Regions from separate parts of the Homo sapiens genome. Here region 1 is linked to region 2. Evidence: read pairs that join two places in POLR2A ChIA-PET (ENCODE). Cell type or tissue: A673. All regions are shown on one strand. Links, peaks and the distances in the headings refer to the core of each region. The heading gives the core; the rest is flanking DNA. Region 1 overlaps CAMK2A (calcium/calmodulin dependent protein kinase II alpha). Region 2 overlaps HMGXB3 (HMG-box containing 3).

Evidence for each region. ChIA-PET counts read pairs that join two places held together with the same protein. Peaks named below come from ENCODE experiments on the same cell type or tissue, not always from the same donor. Only the 100,000 strongest peaks of a DNase experiment are listed, where the experiment ranks them.
Region 1: POLR2A ChIA-PET joins it to region 2 with 6 read pairs; 2 of 35 experiments call an interaction of 5 or more read pairs at or near these places.

Annotation. Positions count from the first base shown.
Region 1 is chr5:150,249,048-150,253,441 of GRCh38, forward strand. CAMK2A (calcium/calmodulin dependent protein kinase II alpha) reads right to left here. Exons shown (of 19, transcript NM_015981.4): 8 at 2,935-3,018; 9 at 2,703-2,797; 10 at 1,641-1,763; 11 at 1,179-1,262. Among named protein-coding and RNA genes, the nearest start is that of CAMK2A, 39 kb to the right of the region's middle. In A673, for the core only: no CTCF peak of the experiment used is centred there; no DNase peak of the experiment used is centred there.
Region 2 is chr5:150,017,202-150,021,595 of GRCh38, forward strand. It overlaps HMGXB3 (HMG-box containing 3), which reads left to right. Exons shown (of 20, transcript NM_014983.3): 6 at 1,365-1,496. It also overlaps the pseudogene RPS20P4. Among named protein-coding and RNA genes, the nearest start is that of HMGXB3, 19 kb to the left of the region's middle. In A673, for the core only: no CTCF peak of the experiment used is centred there; no DNase peak of the experiment used is centred there; H3K4me3 peaks cover 135 bases; H3K27ac peaks cover 1,475 bases.

The DNA of each region.
Region 1 (4,394 bases), core at 158-4,157, 230 kb after region 2:
TCAGTTCTCCTGGCATCATGCTGGCCACCACCCCTTGGTCTGTGTCCCCATCCTAAGCCTCCACTCCAGGCCTGGGAGCAGCAGATAAGGAGGTTCCACAAGAGCTGGGGCCTCCGCCTCTTCCCTCATCATCCCCAGCGTGCTGACGGCTCCTCTGTTCCACTGGCCAGGGGCCCCTCAGTGCCTGGCAAAGGCCAGGCCAGGAGCTGTCACCACCCTGAGAGCACACAGAACCTGCAAGAGTGTGAAGCTCTGGGACCACCTGGGTGCCACTGAGCTTCCTCAGGGCCACAATCACTGTCTGAGTGCCTCAGCCATTCCTCCACAGTACTGGGCAGCTGGGGCGCCTCCCTGACCAGGGTCTCACGTTCAGTCATGTCTCACCCCCAAAAGCTCTCCCCAGCCACTCTGAACCACTTGTGGTGCCCCTAAGGGGTCAGGCGCACTTCCAAACTTCTGCACAGGCTGCTTCCTCTGTCTGGAACACGTTCCCATTCTTTTTTTTGTTTTTTTTTTTTTGAGACAGAGTCTCTCTCTGTTACTCAGGCTGGAGTGCAATGGCACGATCTCACTCACTGCAACCTCCGCCTCCCAGGTTCAAGCAATTTTCCTGCCTCAGCCTCCTGAGTAGCTGGGATTACAGGTATGTGCCACCATGCCTGGCTAATTTTTGTATTTTTGGTAGAGACAGGGTTTCACCTCATTGGCCAGGCTGGTCTTGAACTTCTGACCTCAGGTGATCTGCCCACCTCAGCCTCCCAAAGTGTTGGGATTACAGGCATGAGTCACTGCGCCCGGCCACACTTTCCCATTCTGACTCTAACTTGGCTAATACCTGCTTATCCTCCAAGGTCTCAGCTTAAACGCCCCTGGCTCCAGACCCAGAATACCATTGTCCTGCTGCATTCTGCCACCATCTTGAGGCTTTCCCAGGCATGGCACTCACCACTGCCCCATAACGCCCCAGGAACTTGTCTGTCCTCTCCACTAGAGCAAGGGCTCAGTCATTCACCGCTCACTCCCCAAGCCCAACCTGCTGTCCAGTATGCAGTAGGTGTTCAATAAATGCTTATTGAATCAATGAAGGAAAGAATTAGTGAGCGAGTCTCCTGGCCTCTGTGGAGACCCAGGCAGAGCTAGTCCCATGGCCAGGACTGTGGAGGGTGAGGACCTGTTACCTTCAGTTTCCTCCTGGCATTGAACTTCTTCAGGCAGTCCACGGTCTCCTGTCTGTGCATGCAGGATGCCACGGTGGAGCGGTGCTGGAGGAAGTAGGGGAGAGGGCTGTGAGTGGAAGGCAGGCTGGAAGACAGGCCCACCCAAGGGTACCCTTCAGCAGGGCATCTTAATGGAGGTGTGGTTGACATCTTGGGAAGAACGATTCATTGCTCTAGGAGATGCTTCAGGGTGTTTAGCATCCTGGCACCAGACATTCAATGCCAGTAGCACCATCAGTTGTATGCCAACCCAGAACACTCACTCCTCGTTTCCACATTACCCCTGAGAACCACAGCAGGGGCAGTCTCTTGGATTAAGCCCTCTTGGCCCCATGGGCCAGGGGAAGGGCCAGAACTCTGTGGGGGCCTGGATCATGAGGTCTGGAGGGGCTCCTGGGAGAAGTCCTGCTGAGGAAGGCTCACCGAGATCCAGGGGTGCTTAAGGGCTTCGGCAGCTGTGATGCGTTTGGATGGGTTAATGGTCAGCATCTTATTGATCAGATCCTTGGCTTCCGGGGTGACAGTGTCCCATTCCGGCGATGGGAACTGGAAGGGGCAGAGAGGCCAGGTTTGCCCAGCCTGCCCCAGGCCACCCCTGCGATCCCCCAGCCCCTGACTGGCAGGGGAGCAGGCAGGGGTCCTACTGCCCATCCACTCGGACATCCACACCAGGAGGAGTTGGGGCTCCTCACTGCAGGGGAGGGCCCTAGCCCCATACAAATCAGAACACGGCAGAGGGAAAGGAGGCCTCCCTCCAACCATCTTTCTGAGACTGTGCCTTATTTGCAGAGCAGCCGGTCAGTGGCTTTAGCCCAGACTTCAGAATCAAAAGGCCTGGATTCAAGTCCTGGCTCTGCCTCCTGGGCTGTGTAACCTGGGTAAGTCACATGACCTCTTGAGCTATCTCTAGAGATGTTGTGAGAATTAAATACAATATAAAACATACGGCACAGAGCTTAATAGCTATCTGCATAAAAGCAATATAGCTTGGTAGTTAGAAGCATGGATGGTAGAGCCAGACTGCCTGGTTCAAATCCCACCTCTACCATTTCTTAGCTGTGTGATCTAGGCAGTTACTTGACCTCTCTGTATGTCAGCTTCTCTATATGTAAAATGGGAATAATAACAGCACCTATATCATAGATTGGTGTGAGGATTAAATGTAATAATATGTGTAAAACATTCAGAGAGTGCTATAGAATTGTTAGCTATTATTATTTGTATATATGAGAGAGAAACAGAGAAACCCTGGCTTGGGAGGCGCCTCTCCCCTACTCCTCACTCCATTTTGGTGCTGCTTCTTGCCTTCTGGGGCAAGATAAATCTCCAATCATTAGGCACAGCATGGTAACCACCTGGCCCTGGTCAGTCTTCATGCTCCCCTGGGGTTCACCCCTGTGCCAGAACTAGAGAGTGGCTTGGCGCTGGCTTTCACTGGAAGGGCACCAGAGGATGATGGGAGCTGAAGAGAGGAGCGACACTCACATCATAGGCGCCGGCTTTGATCTGCTGGTACAGGCGGTGCTGGTCCTCATCCCAGAACGGGGGGTACCCAACCAGCAGGATGTACAGGATGACCCCTGGAAAGAGGACCAGAGAACCTTCAACCCCCTGTGGGGAGGAGACATGGGGGGAGGGGAGTGATGGGAAAGGAGAGAGGGGGCCCCAGAGGCCGGGGTGCAGCCAGGGGCACAAAAGGGCCTTAGGATGAACTCACCACAAGCCCACAGGTCCACAGGCTTCCCGTACGGGTCCTTCCGCAGCACTTCTGGGGAGAGATATCCAGGAGTCCCTGCAAACCCTGCTCCCAGACACACAGACAGGCAGACACATACACAGAGGTTGTCTCGTAAGTAACCTGGAGCAAGATCCTGCTGGAAGAGGGGATGAGGATTGCTCTGGAGCTGAGGAAAACAGCCCCTGCCCCTCAGGTGCACTTGGGCTTGTATTGTGCAACCCCAGTCGGCCCAAGACATAAGCCTGATGAGCCAGCAAAGCCTCTAGATCAGATCGACAACTACCTAGCACACCTGTCACCACTTCCCACTTCAGAGCCAGTGGTAATCAGCCACAGAACTCCTTCCTACTGGGTCCTGACTCAGGATCATAAGCTTCTCAGCACCACTCTTCCAGGAGCCACTAGTGATCCATTGCTGGTGGCTTCAAGATGAAATGCACCTGCCATGTCAGCCCCAGGCTGAGAGCTAAGCCCACTCTGCACCCCCTTGTTGGAGTTGGTCATGGGATGTCGGGAGGCCTGTCCTAACTGACTTTGCCCCTTGGGTACGTCTCTTTATCTTCTAGTCCTTGTTTCCTCATCTGTCAAATGAAGGATTAGGGATTCCTATCTTAAGTGCCTCCCAGGGTTGTTGAGCCGGTCAGTTCAAATAATGGACACCTGAGGTATTCTAACAAGCACTTTTAAGAACACTTACAAGTTACCGAGTGTGTATGCTAAGCATTGGGCTGAGCACTTCATATGCCTGGTCACATTTAATTCTGACACCACTCCTGAGGGACACACAATTATTATTCCCATTTTACAGATGAGGAACGAAGGCACAGAGAGGTGAAGTGACTTAGCCAAAGTCACATACCTCATAAGTAGCAGAGTCGGGATTTGAACCCAGAACTCTGGTTCTTAACCATGGCTCAATATTGCCCACTAAAAAGTACTCCCAGGTAGCTTAAAGAGACCCAGTTATACCAAAATCACAAAGCAGGCTGGATCATCTGAGTTAAGTCCTGGTCTATCCCTTTTAAACTTTCTTGACCTTCTGCAAGTTTTCTGCCAGTTTTTTCCTCATCTATAAAATCAGGATAATAATCTCAAGCACCTAGACTATTAGGGCAGCTCTGTGGAAACTTCCCTAAGGCCTTCAACCACAGGGAGCCCTTTGGGGAGGAGAGATGGCGGAGGGGAGTGACAGGAAAGGAGAGAGGGGGCCCCAGGGAGCCCTGTGGAAGGCCGTAGGGTCCCATGCCTGAACCCTGGGGACACAGATAGGTGCTGCCCACTGGCTCAGAGGCTGGGTGGGACAGGGCCTCTGCTCTACCAGCCCCGGCTGGCCCAACAGCATCTCCAGCCATACCCACTCAGGCAGGGGGTTCCCAGAGGCTTATGTGTCAACACAAATGGGTGCTGACCCCCAACACTTCTGCCAGCCCACCCCACTT
Region 2 (4,394 bases), core at 227-4,226:
ACTTAACAATGTTAAGAATTTCCAAGTCCATGGTAATTTACTTATGAAACTAACCTATCTTAAATTTTTACTCTGCTTTCTTGAGGTGTTCAGAATGAGAATTATACATTGGCCATAACCTGAGAAAGGATCAGAGATGTTTTATATTCCACTATTAATAGTCTCTCACAAGCATGTAGAATCTAAGTGAATGTTTTCTCATTTCTTATCTCACTTTCTCAGCAAGACACGCCTATAAAATAGGAAGAACAGGCGATTTTACAGAGGAAGAAACTCAGGGCCCAAGAGTTAAGGTTCCTTACCACCAGGTCACTCAGTGTATTAGTGGCAAAATTGGAACCCAAAGCCTGGTCTTCCTCTTTTTGGTGCCATACCACTTCACGCTCATCCTTGACTTAATACCACTGTCATAATTGGAAGCCATAATTGAAGCCTTTTCCTTAGGCTTCCTTGCAGAGGTAGCTAATGGTAGTTTGGTGTTTCCCCAAGGAAGCTTTTTGCGTTTTGGCTGGGCTAGGGAAGCTGGGATTAATAGCTGAGTAAACATTCATATGTGACAGAACAAATATGACAGAGAAATGGGTTTTTTTCCAGCCTTAATCTAGAAGCGGAGCATGACTAATGAATGAGTCGTTTTTATTTGTAGCTGAAATATTATAACCCATAGTAATACATTTTGCTCAAAGGGAGATCAGTGGAGATGATAAGAGCCAGTGGCTATATATATTAATATGCAAATAACTACATTCTGTTGAGTATCAAAGGATAGGGCCTGGCTTATAGTCCTGAACTGCCCTTATTTTTTCAGTGACCATGGATCTATTTTTATTCTGAATCCCAGGTCCTTGGTTGTCTGAAGAATGAAGATGAAGCAAATTCTTTGAAGTATTTAGAGCCAGAGGGTGCAGCTGGATGCATAGAAGGAATGTTGGGCCAAGAATAGAGAAATATGGGTTCTAGGTCTAGCTCTGCCCTTGATTGATGATTTGAGGCAAAGCATTTAAACCTCAGTAGTAATAATACGTACTTAATACGATTGCTGAGAGTATTAAATGAAATATTGGTAAAGTGTTTAGCATTGTGTGGTGCCTAGCTCAATGCATAGCAACTATCACTTTCTTCATTCTTCTGGTACCTAACTGTAATGTTGGGCAATTGTCTTTCCCCATTTGAACTTAGTTTCTCCATTTCTAAAGAGTGAATTTGTTGTATTGTAGGACCTTTCCAACACTGACCTTTTATGATATGATTATGAATTGGTTATCTTTCCACAAGCTTGTGACCTCCTGGTGTTGCTGTGATTATAGTGGTCATCAGTCTGAGAGAGGTTGTTCTATTGATTCTGATGTGCTCTTTATTTACAGACCACTACATATACCCGCCGGGGCCATGGGACATGCACCAGCCCAGGGTGCTCCTTTACATATGTCACCAGGCACAAGCCACCTAAGTGCCCTACCTGTGGTAACTTCCTAGGAGGGAAGTGGATCCCAAAGGTAAGGTCCATTGGCTGTTGCTGCTTTGGAAGCCTCACAGAATAGACTTTCTGTTTGCCATTAGGAACAGGTGATTTTTAAAAAGTTAACATTTGTTTTTACTGTCTGACTATACAAGTAAATCATTTCCATTGTATATAGTTTGTTTAAAAAATACAAAAGAAAAATGGAATAAATTGTTATCCAAACTCATATACCATCCAAAGAAAAGCCATTATTAACATTTTGGTGTACTTCTTTCCAGTCTTTTTTTCTGTGAATAAGTTCTGTATCTGTTTTTTTCTTCTTCTTTCCCTTCTTTTTTTTTTCCAGTAGAGATGGGGTCTTCCTTTGTTGCTCTGGCCTCAAACAGTCTCCTGTCTCGGCCTCCCAAAGTGCTGGGATTACAGCACTGTGAGCACTGTTTTCCCTTTTATTTTTCTTTCTGTTTTTTCGTGGATATCTCCAATACTATAATATTTTGCTTTTTTTAATTTAACATATCATGCCTTTAAATAGTCTTCAAAATAGTACCTGTTTCATAATTTCCATGAACTACTACACCATGTTTATTTACTTGTTTCTGTCATCCCCCCGTCTGTATATAGAGATGTCTGTATCTATATGTCTTTAACATTTTTATTTAACACTCATCATCAGTTAACAATGTTTCTGTTTATGTCACATTGTGAGTTCCTTAATGACCTTGGTATCTCCCACAGCCTTTGCCCATAGAAGACACTCAATAAATAAATGAGCATCACTGCTGTGCCCTTCTGAAGTTCCGTTTAACATGTTGTCACCTGTGTATGCTTGGTGCGAACTAGATAAAACATATATACTTGCCACATTTTTTATATGAAACTATACATTTTAAGGGCTAAAATGGATGGAAGAGGCAGTAAATTCTCACCTAGTTCAGAGAGGAGAGACATTTATAAGGACTGAGACAGACAGGCAAGGTATTATAGAAGAGAGAGAGTTGAAGATTCAACAGAATTTGGGTGGGTAGAAAAGGAAAGAGAGGACATTATTTTAGTGAAAATGGCTTAGGTTAGGTTCGTGATTATCACATGTTTAACTCAGCATGGTCCAAACTTGTATGTGTAGAAAAACCTTGTATAGCAGCATACCTTAAACTTCTCTGGGGCAATTTTCACATCTCTTTGAGAAATACTGGGATGGTGACTTTTGCCCTCTGGATGAGTGTTTTGGCTTCTGGCTAAGTTCAGGGTAGCACTAATTCCAGGAGACAGGATAATTAAGAACACAATTCTGGAGTTAGCTACCTCAGTTCAGACCCCTGCTTCCCAAGGTTTTTAACTATGTAATCTTGGTCAAGACATTCTATATCTGTTCCTGGATTTAAGTTTTGTCTCATCTGTCAATGGAAGTTAGTACCTACTTCATTAGGGATGTTAGCAGGGTCAAATAAGATTATCCATATAGACTAAATGGCAGTTTCTGGTACATATTAAATCCTCAGTGAATGTCCTGCTATCATCATGATAGACATCAATGTAATTATTAGCCCTACTATTGCTCTTCATGTTGTCAGGAAGGGCCTAGTGCTAATGTCTCACAGGGGGTTTTGTCTAAGGCTCTTGTGCCATCTTCTCTGATGTGCCTCTCTGAAGCCATCAGTGTATTCACAATGTATTCCCCAAAAAGGCAGTTCTCTAACTGCAGTGGGGAGATTGAACTGGATAGTAGTCAGAATCTTCCTTGGCCTTTCTTGACCAATGCGAAACAGGTCTCAAATGACCATATTTCCTGTGCTTATACATGAAAGACTGTCAGTGATCACTGTGGGCTTATCCCTCCTTCAGGCTATTTTTACTTTGGCTTTTTCATTTCTTGTATGTGTGGCTTTCTTTTTCATTTCTTGTATGTGTGGTTTTTTTTCCACTTTGAAATAACTTTTTTTTTTGGGACAGAGTCTCTTGCTATGTTGCCTAGGCCCATTTCAAATTCTTGGTCTCAAGTGATCCTCCTGCCTCAGCTTCCTGAGTAGCTGGTACTATAGGCATATGACATCATACCATCATACCTGGCTTTAACTGAAACAGCTTTTTTTTTTTTTTTTGAAGATAGAGTCTTGCTCTATTGTCCAGGCTGGATAGCACGATCTCAGCTCACTGCAACCTCTACCTCCCTGGTTCAAGTGATCCTTATGTCTCAGCCTCCCGAGTAGCTGGGATTACAGGCATGTGCCACCACAGCCAGCTAGGTTTTTTTGTATTTTTAGTAGAAATGGGATTTCACCATGTTGGCCAGGCTGGTGTCGAACTCCTGGCCTCAAGTGATCCACCTGCCTCCCAAAGTGTTGGGATTACATGTGTGAGCCATGGTGCCCAGCCTGAAAAACTTTAGAGCCATGGTTCTCTTACTAAGATCAAGCTCATGGCATGAAAACAATTTTTTTCTTAGCTACCTTCCCCCATCTTGACTTGCTAAGTCAGAATTTACCAATGTGTTCTGCAAGGATTACCATGTCAAGAGTAGATACTGTGATTTCTAAAGCTTATAGAAACAGAATGAGTGTGAGAAGACAGGTAACATTTTACCATCAGTGCACTTAGAATTTTAGAAATAAATTGACTTTGATTATCAGCTACTTCAACTCTTTTGAGTTTCCAGCTAAGGAAAAATAGATTTTGAAAAAGCGACTTACTAAATTCACACAGCCAATTATCCCATTGCCTTTTCCACTAAACCACACTTCTCAGGCATTGCTGTGCTGTTTAGCTGCAGAATGTAAGACAAGCTTGTCCAACCTATGGCCCAGGATGGCTTTGAATGAAGCCCAACACAAATTCATAAACTATCTTAAAACATTGAGATTTTTTGTTTTTTAACAACTGGTAATCAATGTATTAAAATAGTTGACTTAAGCATCTGCAGTGGTGACTTGCACCT